Regions from separate parts of the Homo sapiens genome. Here region 1 is linked to region 2. The links are chromatin loops, found by intact Hi-C in ENCODE. Cell type or tissue: ascending aorta. All regions are shown on one strand. Links, peaks and the distances in the headings refer to the core of each region. The heading gives the core; the rest is flanking DNA.

What was found. A loop is a pair of places that touch in the nucleus more often than their neighbours do. Peaks named below come from ENCODE experiments on the same cell type or tissue, not always from the same donor. Only the 100,000 strongest peaks of a DNase experiment are listed, where the experiment ranks them.
Region 1: it touches region 2 in a loop (3-fold over the local background); 6 of 110 quality-filtered maps call a loop at or near these places.

The regions. Positions count from the first base shown.
Region 1 is chr12:24,485,180-24,496,960 of GRCh38, reverse strand. It overlaps a transcript of SOX5 not described here. Among named protein-coding and RNA genes, the nearest start is that of LINC00477, 93 kb to the left of the region's middle. In ascending aorta, for the core only: no CTCF peak of the experiment used is centred there; no DNase peak of the experiment used is centred there; H3K27ac peaks cover 2,815 bases.
Region 2 is chr12:24,556,269-24,568,049 of GRCh38, reverse strand. LINC00477 (long intergenic non-protein coding RNA 477) reads left to right here. Exons shown (of 4, transcript NR_029451.2): 3 at 261-388; 4 at 842-1,086. It also overlaps a transcript of SOX5 not described here. Among named protein-coding and RNA genes, the nearest start is that of LINC00477, 22 kb to the left of the region's middle. In ascending aorta, for the core only: no CTCF peak of the experiment used is centred there; DNase peaks (open chromatin) are centred at 4,819, 5,169, 5,829, 6,948 and 1 weaker place; H3K4me3 peaks cover 4,716 bases; H3K27ac peaks cover 5,381 bases.

The DNA of each region.
Region 1 (11,781 bases), core at 2,502-10,501, 72 kb after region 2:
GATTCCATGCTTAGTGGCGCTTGTAGAAACCACAAATAGTGGGGAGATGAGCTTTTGTTCTTGGGAAGAAGCCAGTAGAACTTGTATATTCATAAAGAGCAAGGTGTAAGTAATAAATTCAGGCTGTGTTCTTAAACCAAGTTATGTTTTAGAAGTTTGATTTCAAGCAAGCTTAGCTGACACCAATGCATTCTTTGGGTGCTCTTTTATTCTCATTAATACGCTGAAATCTTGGATTGGAAAACACGGTATAAACGAATGGTGGAATTCAGACTAGAGCCCATTGAGGGTGTGGTTTATTGTTTCTTTTCCAACTCTTAAATAATTCTGAACATTTTAACCAGCCAAATAGAAAAATCCCTCTAGGCTTTTTTGTATAGTTGTTTTGTTTCTCTTCTGCTACTCCCAGTAACATTACATAAGTTACCTGGAAATTGCGAAGTTAGGGTAAGCTGAGCCAGACAGTCAAAATACCTGGAATTTTCACTTCCTTAGACCTAAGAGTGAAGTTGGATAATTTGGGGATGCTAAGGAAGAATTTGGGGGAAGTGTTTTAATTTTCAACTAAAAAATGACATTTTTAAGTCAATGACACTTTCTCTAATTATTGTTCTTTTCATGGAGTGAAAGCCAAAAAGAACAGAGGCAAACTATGTCTCCAGGGATTTGTAGCCCAATTTGGCTTTTCCAAAAAGTTTGAGTAAACTCTAAGTAACCTCTTGATGTTTAGGCGTTACTCTTCTTTATAGGTATTTTTGCTTGTGTAGGAGTTGCTTGAAAATGAGCAGAAGTTGTAGTTACTAAGGTTCTGGAATTCCACCCCTTCAACCCCCACTTTTTGGATCGGGGAGTATAGAGACTACTGTTCTTCAACTCTGTTTAGTTATGAGATTAGAGTGTTTCAAAGTTGTTCTGCCTTGAACAGTTTAGATCACTGTGGCACATTCAACTGAATTTATTGTCATAAAATAAAGTCATGGAATCACTTCTTATTTATTCTCAGTATAGTTTAGAAATCTGGAGTGATTTATAACACTAAGAAATTATCCAGAGTCAAAAATCCCAACCTCATCTTTGCCTCTGCTAGGAAAGGACTCTCTCGGAACTGAGCTCTAGATGGAGATCTGCATTCCTTGCGTACCACACCCTCCCCCATCCTTGTGGTTCTTTTGATTTTTATTCTCAAATATACACCTTCTCTTGTTTCATTAGTTAATAAGTAGTTATTCATAAGTGGTGCAATTTTACATGTTGGTATGTCATAAAATACACTTCACAACTTAAAACGCTTTCTTTAATCAGACCCTTGAACCTAAACCAGAAATGGCGTGTATCTGTTTGATGTTGTTGTTTTGGAGGCTGACCTACGAGAAACCATTGTTCTCAAGTGTTCACTCAAATGGAAAAGAAATCAACATCCAGATTTGTTATTGGTTGATACTTTGCAATGCAACATTGTTGAATTCTCCGAAATTGAGTTCCTAAGGATCATCTTGTGAAAATCTTTTCTGAATAAGTCTTCTAATACTTTACATACCTTTTGGGCTCTTTGTAGTTCTAATTGCTGAAAGGAAAAAGAATAAGAACCAGAAAGTTGCTCATTTCCCTTTCATGTCCTCTGATTCTGAACCTACTTCATACTGGTTCTCTTTGATTAGATTAAGTTTCTAACACACTGGATCCATATCTTACTTATATTTGGTCCATACTGTGCTGCAGGGGCCATAACAGATACTCAATAGATAGTTGTTGAATGATATATTACTCTGATAGTTCTGTAGTTGTAGCCAAATTGAAGAAGTAAATTTCACTGTTTCTTGAGTAAACATCAGGGTATAACTAGATGTCCTTAATTTGACAATGGTTCATTGAAAACAAGATGGATTTTAACTCTTCTGTGAACAAATTTATAACAAAAGTAGTTATAGTTGATAGATTAGCAATGAGTACTCCAAATTGCCATGCTATCATGGTATCAGAGAAAAAAATTACCTTTTTAAGGCTAAGATGATACAACATTCAGTCATCAGATCCAACCCTAATTGGCACCCCAGTTGTCTATATTTTGCGATAAATTTGTTGAATTCTATGAGCAATTTTGTAGTTAATTCTGTAATGCTGTTTTTTGGGGGTATTTTTTTTTTCATTACATTGATAGTGAGGAAAAGAGTAATCAAATTTCTTTAATGCTGCCATACCCTTCTCATTTCATTAGTAGTTCGTTTTAAGGGGAATCATGGCACTTTGGAACTGCCTTACATAGACTTATACTTAGAATGTTATGCCTTACACTCTGAAACACAACATTTACATCAGCACAAAATTATTTTCTTGAAACCACATTACTTCCAGGGAAGAGTAAAGGTGGGGGTTGAAGTTGTGAAAGTTGAATGCTCGTTGGAATTCAGTCACTTATGGTGTGACTTCAGCTAAGTTTTGTAACCTTTCCATATCTTAGTTTTTGCCATGAACTATGATAATAATAAACTATGCTATCTGTTTCATACTGTTGTTATAAGGATACAATGAGATAATAAATGGGAAGCACTTTGAAATTTTCAAAGGTATTATTATTTGCTGTCCTTTTTGTTGGATGGCCTGCATTAGAAAACATTTTCCAGTTTCTTGCCCTGGCAACTGATCATCAGGGAGCAGTAAACCATCAGGTCCCATAGTTATCTTGCCTTTATATTCTTTATAGGTGCAAGAGGAGCTATTTATATTTTCTTATTACCTGCCCAGTCCTGTCTGCTGTAGGGGGAACGAAAGTGTATGGAGTTACTTCCATACCTAGACACCCTATGTATATGTTCTACACGTCAGTGTGATTTACCCAGACATTTTCTATCCTTTTGTAAGGCTGAAAATCCTGAAGTTATTTTCACTGTGGACAGGGAATCTCAATAGATATCATTATTTCAAAAGAGCTGTGTACTTTTCAGTTATTTCACATCATCCAATACATTCGATCATTGAGGAAGTGATCAATTGATGCAAGTACTTCTGCTTTTAAAAAGTCAATGTATCACTGGCTTTTTACTGATTTTTTATAAACACTATACTGACTTTTTAAAAACAAACTATTTTTTTTTTTTTTGAGATGGAGTCTTGCTCTGTCACCCAGGCTGGAGTGCAGTGGTGCAATCTCCGCTCAGGGCAAGCTCCGCCTCCTGGGTTCACACCATTCTCCTGCCTCAGCCTCCCGAGTAGCTGGGACTACAGGCACCCACCACCACACCCGGCTAATTTTTTGTATTTTTAGTAGAGACGGGGTTTCACTGTGTTAGCCAGGATGGTCTCGATCTCCTGACCTTGTGATCCTCCTGCCTCGGCCTCCCAAAGTGCTAGGATTACAGGCGTGAGCCACCGCACCCGGCCAAAACAAACTTTTTATTTCAGAGAGTCTTACATTTACAGAAAAGTTGCAGTACAAAGAGCTCCTACATACCTGATATCCAGTTTTCTCTATTATTAACATTTTACATTACTGTAATACATGAATTACATTACAATTAATGAACCAGTTTTAATACATTAGTATTAAAGTCCATACTTTATTCTAATTTCCTTAGTTTTTACTTCTTTTTATTTTATGTTCCAGAATCCCATTCATGATACCACATTACATTTAATATCATATCTCCTAGGTTTCTCAGACTTTGCTTGTTTTCAGTGATCTTGACAGTTTTGAATATTTTGAATACTGTTGACACTGATTTTTAACCAGCGATTTCAAATTTGCGCAGTAGAAAAAACTGGTAAGAGACTTTTGATCTCCCACCCATAAATAAAATCCCATAGTATGAAAAGGATATCATTTGTTGGGAGCTTTAAAATAGGCAGGCCTCACAAAGTCTGATTAAAAAAAAATACTCTTAACAAGAGATGAGATTCCTTCAGGAAACCTTGCCCTTTTGGTAAACCAGCTTGTAAAATAGATAAAGGGCTTGAGTACTGGGAAAGACCAGGTTATATTATCAGGGGTGCTCATGGCAATTAAAATATTTTGTTTACTGGAGCAGAAAAACTGAAGAAGTCATCAAAAGGCTTAGTGGCATTTATATATGTTTGAATTTTCTTATTGGAATTTATTTTTTTCTTAAAAAAATTTTAATACACACTCAAAATTTCACATCTGAAACCTAACACCTGAGACCTTATATGTAACAATGAATCTAAACTATTTCACAGCCCATTCTTTCATAAAAGGCCAATTTTCATCAGAAGTATCAAGAACAAAATACGTAAGTATCACTTGTAGACTCTAAGAAGTAATTCAGGCATGGTAACATTGTTTAGCATCTCTTGCCAATGACAAGATGGCCTCAAGTGTCTATTATAACCCCAAGTCTCTGTTTCTATTAATACTTGAGGGGATTGAATCATTGACTTTTCAAAGCAACTTTAGTGAAGTCTATGAAATGATTGCTTTTCATCATTTCAGGATCATTATTGGTATTGTGCCTTATTGTCTAGAACCTTACCCTCCCTTCTTTGCAATAGTCATGTTTTACTGAACTTCCCAAGATAGAAGTATCATAGTATGCAATTTACATTAATTTAGGCACAATATTTCCTCTTGGGGGAAAATAGTTATTTTTGCTTCACACCAAAGAAGGTGAGACTTTTCAGGGACCTTTAAATTGGGGGAATGAGGCTAAACAATCAATCAGAAGCCATTTTATTCCCTGACTTTTAGTTACCAAAATCAACAGCTATTTCTGTTGTTGAGCTTTCGTTGGTACTACCCTTGAACTTTGGATTATGAAATCCTTTTTAACCAGTTTGAAAGGTACAAAGCTAACAGGCGAATATGAAGGGGAGACAGATGGCCATGCTTCCTTCCTCTTTTGATTAGTTTGAGTAAGGTTACCAAGCTTAAAGATTTTATTAGGACCAAAAGGTGGGTGAGAATGTATGTGTGTCTGCTTGTAGCTCTTGCTTTAACCAAAGTTGTTTATACTTTATTGTCTCAAAGCAATTAAATGGAGTGAAGATCTTGGGTTCCTAATTCAGCAAATGCATTCTGAACATGTGGCAACCTGCTGGCTCGTAGTTTACCTTAAAAAAACAAAACAAAACAAAACCAAAAAAACAACTCTGCTTGGAGTGTGAAACGGCATATTCCTACAACAGTAAAAAATAAAGTGTTTTCCTTTGCCATGAGGAAGAACAGTCTAAGAAAGATAGACTGAGTTCCACTACATACATACTTTTGGTGCACTGGTTAAGTGCAGTAGATAGTCTTGGATTTCAAATGTGAACCCAGTGTTTATCAGGACTTGATATATTCATTCCTTTTTCCCCTCATTTTTTTATCTCCTTGTTCTTGTTTATGGTTTGCTGTATTGGTCCATTTAATATGCTTTAGTTACCTCTGTACTTCAAAGGACTTTTTTTGCATTTTTACTTTAAAAAGTTTGGTTCAAATATGATTTCTAACATTTGAAATCCATAATTTATCATTTTACATAGGTTGAGAATTTTTTTTTTTTGACCAAACACTAGCAAGTGACTCTAGTGAACATTTCTTTGGTTGATAGGTGTGAGAGGGATGTTCAGGACTATCATGATTGGTATAGTAAAAGAGGTTAAAATACCCTGGCAAAGGCTGCTCTAGGAAGAGTAGGATCTTGAGCCCTTCCCAGAAAGCTGGTTTTAGGTACTGCCACAAGCAGGAAAAATTTCCATGTAAGGGCTCAATTCAAGTCAGAGTTACAGATAAGTTGCCTTGGGTTTTACCACAAATGTAAATCACAGAACCCACCATACAAAGTCATCTGTAATTTTCCCATTAACTAGGCCCTTCACTCCAAGCACACACAAGCCAGCATGAATGGCTACCACCCAGGCAGCCACCCTGGCATGAAGACAGAAAGAAAGAAAGAAGGAAAGAAAGAAAGAAAGAGATAGTGGGTTTTTGTTAGTTGGTTGGTTTGTCTATCTTGCTTGGCTTTGGGATAAAAGGAATGGGGGTAAGCCTGCCTCACCTCTTATTTTGAATATGGCAGCTCTTTTGGTATTTTGTTATTTTAAAAATCTTTCTGAGGGGGTGATATCATTTTTTAGCCATGTGTTTTAGAGGCCTGGTGTTATAATGTTTAAGTTTAAAAGAGGCATAAAAGGAATATTAGAGTATCATGCTTCAAGTAACAGTTAGCAAATGAGCAATAGACAATAACAAGGAAATGAGAGAGTTTCTCCATTCTGGTTTTGGATATTTATATGGATTTTGGAGCTCTTCATGTGCCTCCAACCCACCCACACAACACCATTAAAAAAAATATGGTGTGTGTATCAAATACAGCCTGAATTTCCATGAAAGCATTCCAAAAGAAACTGTGAGCTGCCCATGTAACCATTTTTTTTTTCCTGAATTTTCCTGTGTAAGTGGAAAAAAATTGCTGTTTGGGTTTCAGCCACAGTTGGGCACACTGGTTTCATACCTGTTTCAAAATGTGCTTGCATGGTACTAACGGTCATCTTTAAAGAAAATGCTTTGTAAAAAAGAGTAACAGCCTCATTTACTTTATTGTAAATAGAAGGAAAATGATATGAAAAGTACTATAAAAGCAATCTATTTCCTTTTTTACCCCTGACTGTTCAATGCCCATCTTGAGAACAATCTTGGGAAATCACAAGGCAAAATTCCAAGACACAATTCTTTTCTTTGATTAAGAACTCCGTACAAGTTCAAACTAAAATCTGAATCTGTTCTAGGTGCCATGGATACTTTTCTTGCTCTGCATAATGACAGACTATGTAACCAAAAGAAAGCTGAGTTATAGAACAAATGGTCTCTCCTCTCTTCATTGCAGCATCTGTTCTGTGTCATTGTTTTATCACCCAAATGTGGCAAAGCAGTGCGCTGAATGTATGAAGTCTGCCATCCACTGCAGTAAGACTTGTGAACCCAAGAGAGGTTTGCTGTGAGGGCTTCTACGCTGATTTTGCCTTCTGTATCTGTGGGCAGTAGTGAGTGAACTAGAAAGTAGGTGTCTTTAAACACCACATTAAAAGTTAGACAATGTTTTGGGTGCAGTTCTGGACTACGTTTCTCAGGCAGGAATCCCAACGTGTAGTTAGCAAAGCCTGAGAGAAAAGTCAGCCCCAGCTGATGTGGAAGAGAAAGTTAAAGCATACACCCCTTTGTAGCCATCAGAGCCTTGTTTGCTGATAAGGGATGTGCTGCTGCCCTGCCTTGGGATGGCAGGAATATGGCCAACTTGCCACCTGAAAACGGGTATGTGTTAAGGGGATAGATGTAACTGAAGATGGCAACTTTTCCACTGCTCAACAATTCTTTTTATTAAGTGATCTGGGGCAAGAATTCCTAAAGTTCCTGGCTATTTGGAAGCATGAAGATTTTTGTCAAGTGAAATCGCCATCAACCTTAATTGTAGGCCTTATCTCCTTCTCTCTTTATTCTTCTTTCTTCAGATCCTTACTCTTCTGAAGAAGGCATGCTCTCTCTGGGCCTTGGGTTTCTTCCAGGCACAGCTGTGGGATAACTGAACAGCCTCCCGCAAGTCCACTTAGACCCCCAGGGAAAGGAAGCAAGCTCCCACTCCCAAACAGATTTCACCACGTGCCTCTCTCTCCCACACTCTCCCTCTCATTTGGCAAATGTAGGCTTGGAAACTTGCCCCCTCTTCAGTCCAATATTTGACTCTGATACCTGGCTCTGATAGTTGAACAAGTATACTGAAATCTACATGAAGCAAATGATTCCAATTTCTCCATCAGAGTCATTTAGGAAAAGAGAGTTGAAGTAACTGAAAATCTGAGTGCAAACATCACTGCTTGCCTCTTTAAGAGATTTGGACGTGTGTGTTGGCATAAAAAGGTCACTTTAGGCCTGAGGGGTTTCACATTGGTCCCGTAAGTTAGACCTTCAATGCAAACTATTTTCAACCCTTGCCATGAAGAACAAATGACCTTTAGTTGCTTGCCTAGAAGACAAATGGTGCATTAGCACAATAAATATAGTTTTCTGGGACATCATTCCATCCGTCTTTAACTTTCTATTACAATATTTTAAAAATATAGAATCCTTGAAATCTCTAAGGTATTAAAATTAACTTGTGATGCTTTGTGGATGCCGTGTAGATTTAGGATAATTCTGCTTAATGGAAATCACCTAACATCACCTTCATGCTTCAGAAGACAATCTGGCTTTGATTATCTAGACTGGATGGTTTTAAGAGTCTGGGTAAGAGTGGGGTTGGGGTTTCAGGAGGATTTTAAAATACTTACACTTATTACTTAGGACAAAATAAAAGATTAGATATTGAACATCTTCAAAATTAAATGTGAAAATTTCTAGTCAGATCCAGCTACTGCAGATTGAGTAATATTTTGTAGATTTTTTTTCTGAGACAGGATCTCACTCTGTCATGCAGGCTAGAGTGCAGTGGTGCCATCATAGTTCACTGTAGCCTTGAACTCCTGGGTTTGAGCAATCTCTCTGGCCTCAGCCCCTCAAGTAGCTGGGACTACAGGCACACACCACCACACCCAGCTAATTTATTTTTTTGGAGAGACAGGGTCTTGTTATGTTGCCCAGGCTGATCTTGAATCCCGGCCTCAAGCAATCCTCCTGCCTTGGCCTCTCAAAGCGCTGGGATTACAGGGGTGAGTTACCACACCCTGCTTTGTAGATCTTTTTGCAACATGTTGATCAGACATGCATTGTATCTGGGAACCTGGCAACTCATGGTAACAAATAAATAATAGGACATGGCCTATAGTATAAAGAGTTGAATAATTTTTTTTAACCTTAAGTAAAAGCAAACATTTTAAGTCACACTTGAATAGATCCATGATGATTCATTCAACTGTCAGCATTTTTTTCTCTTTTTAAAAGCCCACATCTTTTGACAGTTTAACAAATGAAAAACTGTTTTAATTTTGCTCCAGGGAAATAATAGTCATATAGTTTTCCTCTACTGTGTTTCAGTTGGGTGATAAAGGTGTTCCCCAATCCTGCTACGGAAGAGAGATGAGAACTCTACCCTTATCTTCTGTTCCTTGGGTTTGAAACGTACTGAATCCTTGCGTTGTCTGAACTCTAAAATTCTATTGAAAGTTTTTGTCTTTGGGGAAAAAAAAAAGAGGACACTGGGTACTATGAACCTGATGGTAGAGGCACTTACTCATCTTCTGGCAGCTGGGTCTTTAGTAAAACAGGCAGAAGTTGTGGTGATGACAACCTCTTTGAATGAGCTCCACAGTTCAATATTCACTGTCTTTTCTTGGGAGAAATATCTCCAAAAGTTGAATGTCAGCTAAATAGAGGTAATTTTTGTTGCTCTGGAATAGCTCTGTCTTAAATGGAGTCTTAAGGGGGATTTTAACTTGCATATTTTTAAAATGAAGAAATGAGCTATTTAACATATTCAAATAATATTAGGGAAAAATTTTGTCCTCTTGCAAATCCAGCCTCCTCATGCCTGTCAATGAATATCCATAAAATATCCTGTTGAGCCAGTCTCTCCTGTATACAGTCCCCTTATGATATTTACCTTTTGGTTTTTATAAAAGAAGCATTGATGATATTTAGAAAATATAATGTAGTTTAGTTTGGAAAACTTATAAAGAAACATTTTCCTAAGCTTTTAAATTTAACTTTTGTTGTCAGATAAATGAAATGAGACATAAATCTATTGGTTCTAATTCTGGATTATTTGGAAATCTACAGTGTTTTCAAAGACTAATTCACAGATATAGTGGGGTGCAGGGAGCTAGGATGTTCAGTGAAAAGCTTTATATTAACTTCTTTGATCAAATTTTCATTTTAGCATATCAGAAGTTTAAATATTCTTTAGAATTATTTAACATTAGAGACAGAGAACACTGGCTCCGTGGATTGATATAATAGTGAAAACTTCTAGTGTCTTGCTAGAAGGCTGTGTCCCTGACCATAATATATAACTCACTCTCCCCATGAGCTGGTAGAATGAGCACGTTTGAAGACCCTACCAGCCTGGAATAAATGAGCAGTGTGTTGTTTACCAGTATCAGGGTGCAAATTCATCTCAGCTGGGGGGAGTTGCTACTGGGATCAACATCAAGTCTACACACATGGAGATGTTGAAGAAGTGATTTCCTCATATTACAAGGGAAAGAAAGAGTTTAATGGTTTTAAGGGACTCAGTACATGTTAACATTGTGGTGTTGGTAACATTGCTTAGGCTGTGCCTGAAACTAGAATGATGTTGGGTCACATTAACAGAAGTTGAACATCTAGAAAAAGAGCTATATTGCTGATGTGGGCCTGAAACTACTCTGTTACATTCTATGAGTCTTATTTTTAACTAGCTTTAAGTCATAGCTTTAAAGGATTATAGGGGATAATGACCAGAATGATGAGGGGGCTTGAGAAAGATCGAGAAGAGAGGCCAGAGGGGACAAGGTACCTCCCAAATGGGAAAGAGTTGTGGACATAAGTGTACCTAGATTTCTTTCTTATGCAGTTTTTAGAGGGAGTCAGGTATAGTGGGCTCAGTCAAAGGAAGAGTCTCCCATTGTAACTGCTTCAGATTGGAGTTGGCTTTAATCAGAAAGAGTGCCCTTCCTGGACGTACTCCACACAGGCAAATTTAATTACTTGGTGGGATGGTAGAGAAGAAACTCACACTTCGGGTAGTGGCTGGACCAGGTTACTTGTAAGTCTTCAGGTTTTGAGATCCTTGAGTTTCACATTATCTACTGAAGGCATAGGGGGCCAGGTGCAGTGGCTTATGTCTATAATCCCAGCACTTTGGGAAGCCAAGGTGGGAGGATCGCTTAAGGCCAGGAGTTCGAGACTGGCCTGGGCAACGCAGAAAGACCCTGTCTCTACAAAAAAAATTAAAAATTAGTGCCTGTAGTTCCAGTTACTTGGAAGACTGAGGTGGGAGGATGGCTTGGGCCTAGGAGATTGAGGCTGCAGTGAACTATGATGGAACCACTGCATTCCAGCCTGGGCAACAGATACCCTGTCTCAACAGCAGCAGCAGCAACAACAACAACAACAGAAAGGTATATGGATTGGCAGTTTATCTTTTATATATGTTGCATCTCAAAACATTTATAAAAATTGAAAAGGCCTACAGGGAAAAAAATATTGGCAGGAGGCATGTACTGAATATGTGTAAAATGTGGCTGCTTGAAAGACCCACATGTTTTTGTCAGATGGAAAAAGGAAGACAAGCATTTTAGGGTTGAGGGGAGGGATGATAAAAACATTTTTAATCATATTATAGGCCTTACTGTGGAAAAGTACATAATAGTAATAGTTACCAATTATTGATAACTATTAGATACCAGACATTTATTTCTAGGTGCTCTTTAGATACATTTTTTTTTCCTAGTCATCACAACAAATGGGAAGGGTACTTGTTATTGTAAGCATTTTACAGATAAAAGAAAACCAGTTACAGAGTAGTTGCCACGCAGAAAGCCAAAGGCAGAGAAACTGCGAATTGGAGCCTTTCTGGTCGAGTCATTTTCCCGTACATCACTAAAATGTTTTTTAACTCTTGAACAATTCGTTTTTCACAATTTGTTTGGACAATTCTGTGCTTTTAATGCCAGTTCTAAGCTACTCATATCCTAATCTGAAATACTGGTAAAGTTATTTTTAATAGCTTCCAAGATAGAAGTTTGATTATCAAGGCTAGAAAAATCTTGCAATTATTTATATAAGTTGAAGCTGAGAATCCTCCAAATGTTATTTTAATCATCTGGCCTATGTTTTCATTATTATTTGTTGGGATGCGGTATTCACATTTTACCGGC
Region 2 (11,781 bases), core at 1,150-9,149:
ACACTCGATTTCATAGTAGTTTTTAAATGAAAACATATGTATCTGTAATAGGGCTTTAAAAGTTTTGTTTTGTTTTGTTTTGTTTTTTTCAGTAAGAGCTTAATGTGTGGCATCTGTTAGGTATAGGGTGCCTTTTTCAGTTTTTCCGAAGAGGTACAGTAGACCCAGGAAAGTTAATAGTTTCGATGTCTATATCTCAGATGTTATGGGGATTAAGAATGCCCAAGGAAGATTATTGTCAGTTATTTCTCCTTCCTTAGATAATCCCTTAAATATTTTAGAAGAGAAGGAGCAAGAGAAGAAGATCTCAAAATACTTTTTCAACACTGGCTGGTTTTGAGAAGCTCACTTTCAAAATTTGATATGGACATTGCATTTGACGAGACAGGTAAATAAACCTGTCTCATCGGGGACTCTTATAAAAAAGTATTTTAAGGTTCCTTTGAAGGGTATCAGTGTTTGGGCCCATAACTGCTAAACTTAAAATTGACATCGTAACGTTATATGTTACTCTCTTACTAACAGAGTAAGGGTTGACAAACTACCCTAATTTAGAAAAATATAAAAATGGATAATTCATAACCATTAAGATGACATATTTGGTCTCTTGTATCACCTAAATTTCCCTCTATCTCCTATGTCACAGGATTTTTTTTTTTTTTTTTTTTTTTTTTTTGAGACCGAGTCTCACACTATTGCCAGGGCTGGAGTGCAATGGTGTGATCTCGGCTCACTGCAACATCCGCCTCCCTGGTTCACGCGATTCTCCTGCCTCAGCCTCCTGAGTAGCTGGGATTTTAGGCGCCCGCCACCACACCTAACTAATTTTCTGTATTTTTAGTAGAGATGGGATTTCACTGTGTTGGCCAAACTGGTCTCGAACTCCTGACCTCGGGATCCACCCGCCTCAGCCTCCCAAAGTGCTGGGATTACAGCCATGAGCGACCGCGCCCAGCCGTCACAGGATTTCATACTTATTAAGATCCCTCTTTCTTCTTTAGGATTCCCAAGTAACTTGTCTCTGCTATTTTTAATGTATATGACCGAATAAATTCAAAATGAGCCTTATGAAAATAGGCTAAGGTCAAACATTGTATACTCCTAATATCTCCTAGCAGTCCATGAATATCTCCAAATACGTTGGAGGGATTGAGATGGACTCAAAACTTATTAGAGAATCTTGAATACTGTGGGCAGTGTAAAGCCCTCTCCTATCAATAATATTTCTTGTTGCCTTGGGAGGCAACTAGAATATGATGATGGAAATGATACAGAGGTCAGTTATATGCTTTTATTTCCCCCATATTTTGAGAGCTGCATATGGTATATATCTGCCCATAAATTTATGTATGCATATTATGTATACATCTGGGTGCATATATTGAAAGGCAGTATAGCGGAGTGGTTAGGGAATGGGTCTGGAAGCCAGATTACCTGGGTTTGAAGCCAGGCTCTTTCACCTGCTATTCGTATAACCTCGGGCAAGTTAGTTACATAACCTCTCAGTGCTTCAGTTTCCTTATCTGTAAAATGATACAATAAAATTATGTACCTCATGGAGTGGCTGTGAGGATTAAATACGTTTATATACATAAAACACCTAGAACAATGCCTGTAAAATGATAGGAATTCAAAAATTGTAGCTACTTAACAATATATTGTATGCATTTTTATATACATCATATGGATACATACATATGTATATATATATATAATACATAATCGCCTTGCCTCCAAAATAAGACAATTTCATACACATAAAATATATATAAATGTCATATATATACATACACACGCACACACACACACGTACACTCCATGTATAGCACATTTCGATTTTCTTGGAAATTTCAGTTATCTAATGACCAACACGAGTGTGGATACCAACATAGCTGATGACTGGCATGAACATAGTATACATTTGATATTTTATATCTATCTATTTAATGAAATAATACTTGCCACTGAAAACTGGCCCTAATATAACATGTACATGGCATCAAGGTGAAGTGAAAAAGCTCAAGCATGACACTGGACAATGGATTTGCATCCTGGGTCAATCACTTAAAAACTGCATGGTCTTGGACAAGTCATTTAACCTTTCTGAGCTTTAGTTTTCTCATCTGAAGAACAGGGATGTAAAATTTCTTGCAAGTTTGTGGTGAGAAGGAGACACAAAATACATTTTTAAAAAAGCATTTGGCCAACATCCTGGTACATAGCAAATGCTTAATAAATGGAAACGCTGATCTTTAATGTGTCAGTCCCGCTACAAATTAGGGTATTTTTTTTTTAAGCCCAACACAAACAAACATCCCACTGGAAGTTTTTGATCAGCTATGCTGTTGCTGTATAATGATCATGGTTTAGTCTTAAGGGCATGTGGTTTCAATAACTATATGTGGTTGGAAGTTATGCTGCCTGTAGGAACGAAAGGAGGAAAGAGATTGGTGTAATTCAAGTTTCACCAGTATCTCACTAGGCAGTTTTGGAACTTTGTGCCTTCTCTCCCTCTGGCTTCCCTTCTTCTGCCAGTAGGAAGCCTAGTGGCCCCAGAAACGGTTACACTCAAGAAGCAGTAGAGGCTGAAAATCTGCGGAGGTGGCACTGCTTTGCTTGGTGGGGTTAGGCCAAGCAGGTAGGTTCGTAACCTACTGGTCAGGTGCCAGAAGACTTTTTCTTCCCTGGGTGTTGTCTGAGAGAAAGGGATTACGACCCAGCAGATGTTCACTGTAAATGACAATCCCTTTTCAAACGTTAAGTATGTTCATATAAGTAGTAGCGAGAGGCAACTTGTTTTGTAGTTGGGCCCTGTTTGCTTCTTGCACAGTATTTAAGGAACTGGGCCTGACATAGTAATAGCTAACTTTGTAAAGCAACTACATATGTACTATGAGAATAAACCATTCAACAAACAACAACAACGACAACAACAACAACAACAAAAAGAGAAGAAACCATTCAACATACACTGGGAACTCTTAGAATAAAAGTAACACTTAAATTTAAGGTGGAGTACGATCATCAACGAATTCTTATGCCATATGTGCAAGTGGCTCTGATGTGAAACTTGCATGGTAGAGAAAATGTAAGGAAAGGAAACATATAGGAAATGTGTTTCATGCACACACACACACAATTTTTTCACACAGTTGATGAAGCTACATTGAACCAGCAATTTGAATATTATTATTATCCATCTCTCTCATTAAATACTTAGGAACACATAGTAAAATTGCTTAAGGATGGACATTTAGATTGCCATATCCAGAGTTATATCCAAGCAGCAAATGATTGCACTGCTTATAAATTCTAGGCAGATGATAATTTAAAGTCCCCACGAAAGCCCTGAGCTTATTTGATTGTTCTCTTAATTACTGGGCTCTATGCTATCAAATATTTGTGTAAGAGGAAGCTTTTCTTTGTGGGAGTGGATAATAGCTGTGCTTACACTTTGAAATTTTTGCCTTGAGTTATTAAGATTTACATTTCTCACTTTTGTTCCAGGGAAAGGTGTTTAGCCGTTTTTAGAAAACAGGTACCACATAATCAATCATCAAACACCCGGGAAAGTTTCCGCCCTTGACAAGTGTAAAATCTCAGGTATTAGCAACCCACCTCCAGAAACAAATCTACCAAGGGTGGAAAGGGGTAGAAAGGATGTCTCACTTTCCTAGGTGAATATATTGTGATTGGTATGTGTGGCATGCATTGAGAAATTACATTTGCTTACTAACTGCCGTTTAGAAATCAGCCCGAAAAAGTCTGGGAGAGATCGCCCAGAGACAGCCAAGCCCCGAGCCTCGCTCCCAAGCTCCTCCGGAGTCCTGCTCTTCTAGGCGCGTGAAGAATAAATAGAGTCTGGTCATTGATCTCCTGATGGTGTTGTTGCACTCTGGGTAATGCTGGGGGTGCCCAGGGACGCGGCGCAGTCCATGGTTGCGCGTCTGCAGAGAATTACAGAGATGGGGACAGAGAACACGCACCTCGGCATAAAAGCAAAAGGAGAGAAGGCTACAGCGAGGAAAAGAAACGTGTTGCTCGAATTGTTTCCTTAGTCCCCTTTCCATCACCCCCTTCCCAACACGCAGCCACCCCCGTGAATGCTCTCCCTTCCCCCTGCTCTTTTCTGGACACTAGCTCTGGGAAGATCACTGTCAGGAACCCCCGCCCCCGCCCCACCCTGGTTTGAGATTTAATAGGATTTTTTTCCCCTGGCAAACCGGCAGCTGTTTTAAGTCAATGAAAGTAAGATTAGAAGAGATAAGCGCCGGAGCAGCCCGGGAGCTGTCAGAGCACACACTTAAATCAGCCCCACAGCTTCTGCTCAGGGCATCACCGACGGAGTTTCTTCTGATGGGGATGGGACTCTGAGGGTCTCTCTCGGCTCCACGCGCCCACTCAAGTGTCGCGGCAGAAAGAGTCGGAGCCCAGCGCCCAGCCTTATTTCTCCCTAAATATCACTAAATTTCATTCCCTGGTTCTTGGGCATTGGGTTGGGGTGTGTGTGTGTGTCTGTGTGTGTGTGTGTGTGTGTGTGTGTGTGTGTGTGTGGTGATTTTTTTTTTTTTTTTGGCTTCGCTTAACACAAAACCAAACCAGTTCAACCACCCCGGAGGCAGAGATGAGAGCGCCTCAAAACTTTTTTCCCCTACCCCAATCTCCGAGGAGTAGGTGGGTGCACAGTGCCGGCGGCGGCGGGGACGCGCGGCGCGGAGCCTGGCTCTGGGAGGCAGTGGCCGCTTCAGCAGCCGAACCTCTCGCGGCTCCAGCCTCCGCGCCCAGCAGCCCGCGGCTCGCCTCCCGGAAAGGTTCCACGGACCCCGCAGCCCCCCGCGCGCGCCCTCCCTGCCGGCCCGACCGCCTGACCACTGGACTAGGGGGCCGGGAGGGGCCAGGTCCTGGGCGCAGAGCAGCGGCTGAGGCTCAGGCGCCGGGAAGAAGTTGACAAAGGGACTTGACTAAACATGAATGCGTATTTATAGATGCGAGCTCCATCGAGATCTAGAGATATCCCGCTCTCCCTGGCTCCTTCCACTCCTGCCATTTCATTTTTATCGCTCCTTTAAGTGGAGGGCAGATAAAAAAAAAATTCCTGCACGGTGTGGGTAATCGCCGCGTTATTTACAATCTAGTTACTCTGCAGCAGACGGGGAAGAAAACTCTGGGGCTCCTTCCCTTCGGATGGATAGAGAGGGCGGCCGGGCGGCGAGCTGCAAGAAGGAGGTCAGGGTGGGCTTGCGGGAGCTCGGGGGCGACCTGGAGGGAGCGGGAGCCCCCGGCACCGCCCCCGCGCCCCCCCCCCGCCCCCGCCGCACCCCCCGGGGCGGGCGCCGGGCCGCGGTGACCGCCGGCTGGTGCGCTGCCCTCGCCTCCCCCATTGTTCCTACTGTCTTTTTGCCTTTTGTTATTTGCACTCGCATTGTGTTGTTTGTCTCTGAAGCCGCCTCATGACCAGCAAAGGGATTTCACCTCGTCCTTGAGAGCAACACGGGGAGCGCGAGCGAGCGGGCGAGCGAGAGACGGGGGGAGAGAGAGGGACACGCGCGCGCACACACACACACACCGGCACACACGCACACACACAGACACACACACACAGAGTGAAAAAGGCGAGCCACCAAAACCCATCTCCAGTCTCCTCCCGGGGGCCCCCAGCCCGCCTCTGTGCCACTTTGCATCCCACGCCGGAGGAGGCATTAACGAGACCGGGTAAGGTGCGTGAATCGCTGCGTTTTAACTTTGTTGTTCGTCCCGATGTTGTTGTGGGCAGACCTCCAAGGCGCAGAGCTCCCCTCTGCCGCTCGCCGGGCCCGCCACTCAGCACTCCTTCCCGGCTCCAGCTGGAGAGCCGCGGAGGAGGGAGGGGGCCGCCGCCGGAGTTTCCTCAAGTACAGAGGGAGGGGGACTGGGCTGGGGGTGGCGGAGAGGTGGGAGGCGGCCCGAGGCGCGGAGTGGCCCTGTCATCCCCGGGGGCGGCTGGCCGGGGGACCCTGGAGCGCCGGCTTGGACCCCGACCCGGAGACGGGATAACTTTCTATTTTTGTTGGGAAGCCTGCGTACTGTTGCTGGTATTGTTTTGTAAGTGGTGGCGGTGGAGGTGGTTGATGCGAGAGGAGAGTGCGGGGAGAACCCTGGGCTGTGCTGGGCATCGCGGCCAATGTCCAAGGCCAGACCCTAAAAGTTGGACAAAGCCCCTTAACCCTTCTAGGATATCAGAGCGACCCCTGGCCCACCCCCTAACCTTAGTCACCCCCACCTCCCGACTCTTTCGTCTTTTTGTTTCGCTTTCTGCAATCCTTCTCCCTACCACTCCCCCTCCCTCCCGCCCGGAATTTCTGAAACAAGTCTCATCCTTCAGGATTCTAGGGATTTCAGAGACCGGAAGCTTTAATTCTAATTGCAACTACTTTTTCCCCCCACCTCACTCAGTGTACCAAGTGAAGACCACTCACGTGTTGTGTCACTTTAAGCGCGGGTTTGGGAAATCTCGCTTGCACTTTGGGGCTACAGCAATAAGAAGCAATGAAAAGAGGTTATACGAGTTGAAATCAAATTGGATTTGGAAATGTTTGCGTTGGAGAGCAGCAGTTTGTTGAGTATTGATCGGATGCACACGAAGCACTGTTTACATATTTTATTAGTCATTTTCCCTACACTTTGCAAAGCGACTATATTAATAAATAGATTGACCCTGGTGAATATCTGAAGACGCTGGTTTCTGTGACTAAATTCAGAATGTGATGATGAATGTGAATTCATTTTAATGTGTTCCCTTCTCAGCTAAAGCAGGTCAAGACGAGGAATCCTGTGAATATGCAGAGCCCTACACTCGGTGCCAGGCAGTCCAGGCACTCTGGGTGGCAGTCAACTGTACTTTCTTACAAAAGTTTAGGGATTTGCTGGAACCCACTTGAGATCCTCACATACCCAGATAGCCAAAGGACTTTGTCAAGGAAGGCATAAGGAGGTGTCCCCAGGGACTGCCTTCTGGCTCAGCAGAGTTCTTTAGCCAAGGGCAGGACCAAGGGAAATCTGTGGGATTTGGGGCAGTAAGTGTGGGAATCTGCAAAGGGACTGGACAGTGATTTGTTTCCTTGCTTTTCATAAATAATGGCCCCTAGTACCCTGAAAACACACACACAGACACAAACAGGCCAATGAAGTAGGCACATGTGAGATTTGTAGGCAATGGACATTTCCATCAGAAAAACCAGAGGAAAATTTTTGATCAGGATTACGGGAGTGAGGCTCGATGGCCAAGAGTGATTAGGTTAAGGGCCAGATGGCTTTAAAGTATACGGAAATGTTTTTCAAGTTTGACTTTTATAGCATTTAAAAGGAGGACGATTTCTTAGAGCCTTTACAGAACTGCTAAATTTTGATCTGTCTAATTTTAAAGGAATTCAGCTGTATGAGAATTGCTGTTAGCTCAGATAGGGAAGGAATCTGGTTTCAAATGCAGATACATGGAACAAAGTTTCTAGGGGTGCTTCTTCCTGATTTAAATATAGCTCCCAGGCAGAAGCCTAGATAAATTCAGCCACAATGATTTAAAATCATAAGTACTTACAGTGGAAGTTCTTTTAGGCACTGTGCAAAGTTCTCCTGCAAATTATGCCATCAACTGTTTATTCCTCAGAACTATACAAGATAAAAATCATAAGCATCACTTAAAACTGATGCAATACAGCCTTAAATCCTTAAACTGCTAGGGATTGCTTTTGTTTGCCTAAAAGGTAGATCTTTCATCACATGAGTTGTTTAAAAACATTTAATTGTGGGGGTGGGAAGGGATGTGCATAATTATTTAGTTATTTGTGTTAATTACATAGTAGCATACTTGCTTGAAATTCTTTCTTTTTTCCCCCTTTTCTTTCCAGTGATCTCTCTTCTAACAACCTTGTTCCTGAAGAATCAACAGTTTTTTCTTGCTGTGGGTTTAAAAAAATTCATTTTGTAGCCTTTTTGAGTGGGTAGTATTGATCCAATCTGACACAGACTTGCAAGTGTAAACTCTTAATACAGGAAAAACTTCAATTCTTAATACGGAAAGCTTGTATTAGTTTTGTTGTTGAGCTTAAACAGTTCTGGTTGAATGGCATGTTGTATATAGAATTCAAAACTCCAAAACCTGTTTGGTAAATAACTAGGCATTTGAGGTCCAATGGCTAATTCAAATTAAGTTAGTTCTATACATGTAAGTGCACATCCTGTTTAGACTGACACGTGGTTTGGTAAAAGAAAAAAAATGAATATACACTTGGAAAGATGCTATCTGTGGAGTATATAAATAGTAAATAGCAAAAGAGTGAAGTTTATACTCAGGTATGTTGTCATCTTTTTGGTTGTCCTCAGTGGGGGTGAGTTATGAGTGATAAGGAGAATTTAAATTTCTAAATTTACCTTTTCCAGTTAAAGGAATGAATTTAAATGCTTAAAGAATTTTTTTTTTTTTACTTACAAAGCAAGTTTAAAATATGATCTAATGCTTACAGTATGTACTACCTTCTTGAAAAGCTCTGTTCTTTTTCTGAGTGATAAGTAATCATTGATTTGAGGGTATGTTCAGATTATATAAAAAAGTAAAACTTACAGGACAAAATTTATGTTTCCTAATCTCCTAAAATACACTGGATTTCAAATAACGGAGAGTTCTAATGTTGAATACTGTTTAGATTTCCAGCAGGTATAATTGTTGGATATAATTGATTGGCATAACCTGGATGATTCACCCAATATCCAATCAACTTCAGTGGTAGAGAATGCTATAATTGGAGTTTTGAGAGTAACCTGGAAACTTATTTGTCTAGGCCTGAAGTCAAATGCATTCCCTCATGCACTGGTCAAAAATTTTTAGTCTGAGAAATGAAGATTTATTTTAAAGGCGAAGAAAGTGCTTGGCTGTTTCAAATAAACTATATCCTGAACTTAGATTTGTAGATAGTTAATGAAATAAAAGTCCAATTTTGTTCCAAACATTGTTTTAAAACACCCATTTGTAAATTGTCTGCATTTGGTTTTCATATGTTAATGATTTGGGATCTGAAACTTATTTCAGAAAGGCATTTTGGTTTATCTTAAAAAACACCACACAAAACTGTCTAAACAACTCTGTAAATAAACTGTTCCAAATGCCTCAATTTGATGAATGAATTAAAGAATTATGGTTCTTAATCCAATTATGATCAGTCTGGTTATTCCATTTCCCATTTGGGGGAGCTTGGGGAGTTGGAATAGTAAATGATTCTCAAATGTGAGTGGGGTCTTTGTTGTTTACTTTGTGTGTGTGATGTAACGTAAATAATCACTCATACCTAATATTTATGAGAGGGATTTCTGATGTGGAGAAGTAATTTCAAGATCTTAAATTAACCAAGAGTTCGTTTGCATGAAAAGTTGCCATTAATAAAGGAGTAAAGTGAAGTTTTTAAAAATATGAAGCAAAGATCTAACCTTTTGCTTAAATATAATGAATTTTGATATTTAAGAGGGGAGAAATGGAGTGCTTAAGGCTCAGTAGAAGGGCAGACAATCAGGCACTTTTAGTTTGTTTTAGCCAGGCCATATGGGGACATTTCTGTAGGACTATTTAATAAATTTTACCAAATTCAATTTCCTTGTCTTTAAAATTGAGTCAGGGTCAAAGGTAGGCTAACTATGAGTTAGCGGAATTTCGCGGGGGGTTGTTTCCTCCAAAGCCCTGCTCCTTTATCTGCCTACACGGGACTTTTGAAGGCTTTACCAGCGAGGACCCTGACCTTCAGGATGGGCCCTTGACAGTCCATTTTGCTTTGATGGGCCCTTCTGAATTCCTGCCTCATTTGCCCCATTTAACCTCTGGCTCATAAGCTAATTATTTTAAAGTTGCTAATAGTTCATTATGGTTTAATTCTCAAACTAGATGATATTACTGTTATTTTGGCAGTTTATTATGATCGTCTAATTCCATAGAGATAAACTTGTTGCAATTACAGGTATCAAGGAAAGCTGCCAGGAGGAAATATTTACATGCATGAGGACTTTTTCAGGACTACTCAAATCATACCTTATAGGCAACTAATGATTTTACTTGCAATTAAGGATAACATTCAGTAGGGGCAGCATATTGACAAAATTAGGAAAAATTTGAATGCATGTAAATAACCATTAAATAACCATCCTTCAAAATTGAGCCATAAAAATGTATCTTGGGGAGTACTAGTGATGGTGGCATTGAATTCTACAAGTATAAGTCCATTCATTTTCTATTTCTTAAAGTTCATTATAAGTAAAAACAAAACACCCCAAAACAAAGACCTGATTGTATCTCTGATGCTCAGCTACATGTCATTCAACTACTGTATGTTTTTATGATATCCTATGTACATAGCTTAAAAATAATACAGTAGTCATAGGGATGAGCGGACTTTAGTTTGATACGCAGTTTGTATTCTCTGGTAGCTTAAGACATTTTTTCTTACTTCAACACCAATTAAACTGTTGGAAGTGAGGGAATTCAGGAAGGAATCAGGAGAGGAGAAAGGCTATCTCATTTGTAGGTCTGTGATTCATCCAAAACGTTATTTAGAGATCTGAACTTACAGGGTTCTACCTCCTTTTTTTTCTTAACCTCTTTTTTTCTTTCTTTCTTTCTTTTTTTTTTTTTTGAAATGAAGTCTTGCTCTGCCACCAGGCTGGAGTGCAGTGGCGCTATGTTGGTCCACAGGCGGAGGGATGTTGAACCCTCCGCCTCCTGGGTTCAAGGGATTCTTGTGCCTCAGCCTCTGGAGTAGCTGGGATTGCAGGCATGCGCGGCCACACCCAGCTAATTTTTGTATTTTTAGTAGAGGTGGGGTTTCACTATGTTGGTCAGAGTGGTCTCGATCTCCTGACCTCGTGATCCTCCACCTCAGCCTCCCAAAGTGCTGGGATTACAAGCGTGAGCCACCGTGCCTGGCCTTCTTAACCTCTTAAACTGCAAATTATGATGCCCTTTCTTATAGGGGTATTGTTTGGATTATGTTAGATACTACGTGTGAAATGCCTAGCATAGTGTCTGTCATGAACTAGGTGCTCAATAAATGTTAGCTACACTCAGCTCTCTCTCCCAGTCGAGTCTAGGTTCTGATCATTAATAACGTTTGAAGTTTCATTTTGTACTTACTTTGAACTTATTTGAGTCTAAAAAGAAAAAATGTATCACTTTCTTGAGGCTGAGATCAACACTTTAAAATAGTGATTCAGTGGTCTGTATATGATCTCTGACAATGTGGTTTTATTAAGGTGCTGTATTTGGTGCAAGTGTGAATTCTATCTTTTATTCATATAAGTGCTCCTTCAGTAATTAACATTTTTACCCTACATAATAGGTAAGGATAAATAAAAACTTTAGGACCTAATTCTGTAGATTTTTCCTCTTGTTATCTTTTTGATTTCCTGTTAGCAAATATGAACTAGTGAAAATTTATTGAGATTTAATCGTTTGATAGTCATTCACCTCTGCATTATATTAAGTTATAGTACCTGTGGATAAACAGAAAGTCCGTGTGGAAAAAGAAATCCATCTGAGTTTTCAATGTTTTGCTCTCTGGAGTCAACAGTCCTTCAAAGAGAAACTTGTAGGTTGGTTTGTTTATTTAAATTGGGTGCAAGGAGAAAGGCACCATAAACATACCATTGCCTGATTTGAAGAGGTGATGTAAAGTAACATGGAGAAATTAGTTGTTATTTTCTCTTCCCAATGAAACAGAATTTGTCTATCAGTACAACTAAGCAAAGATAAAGGAAAGTCTTCTTAAA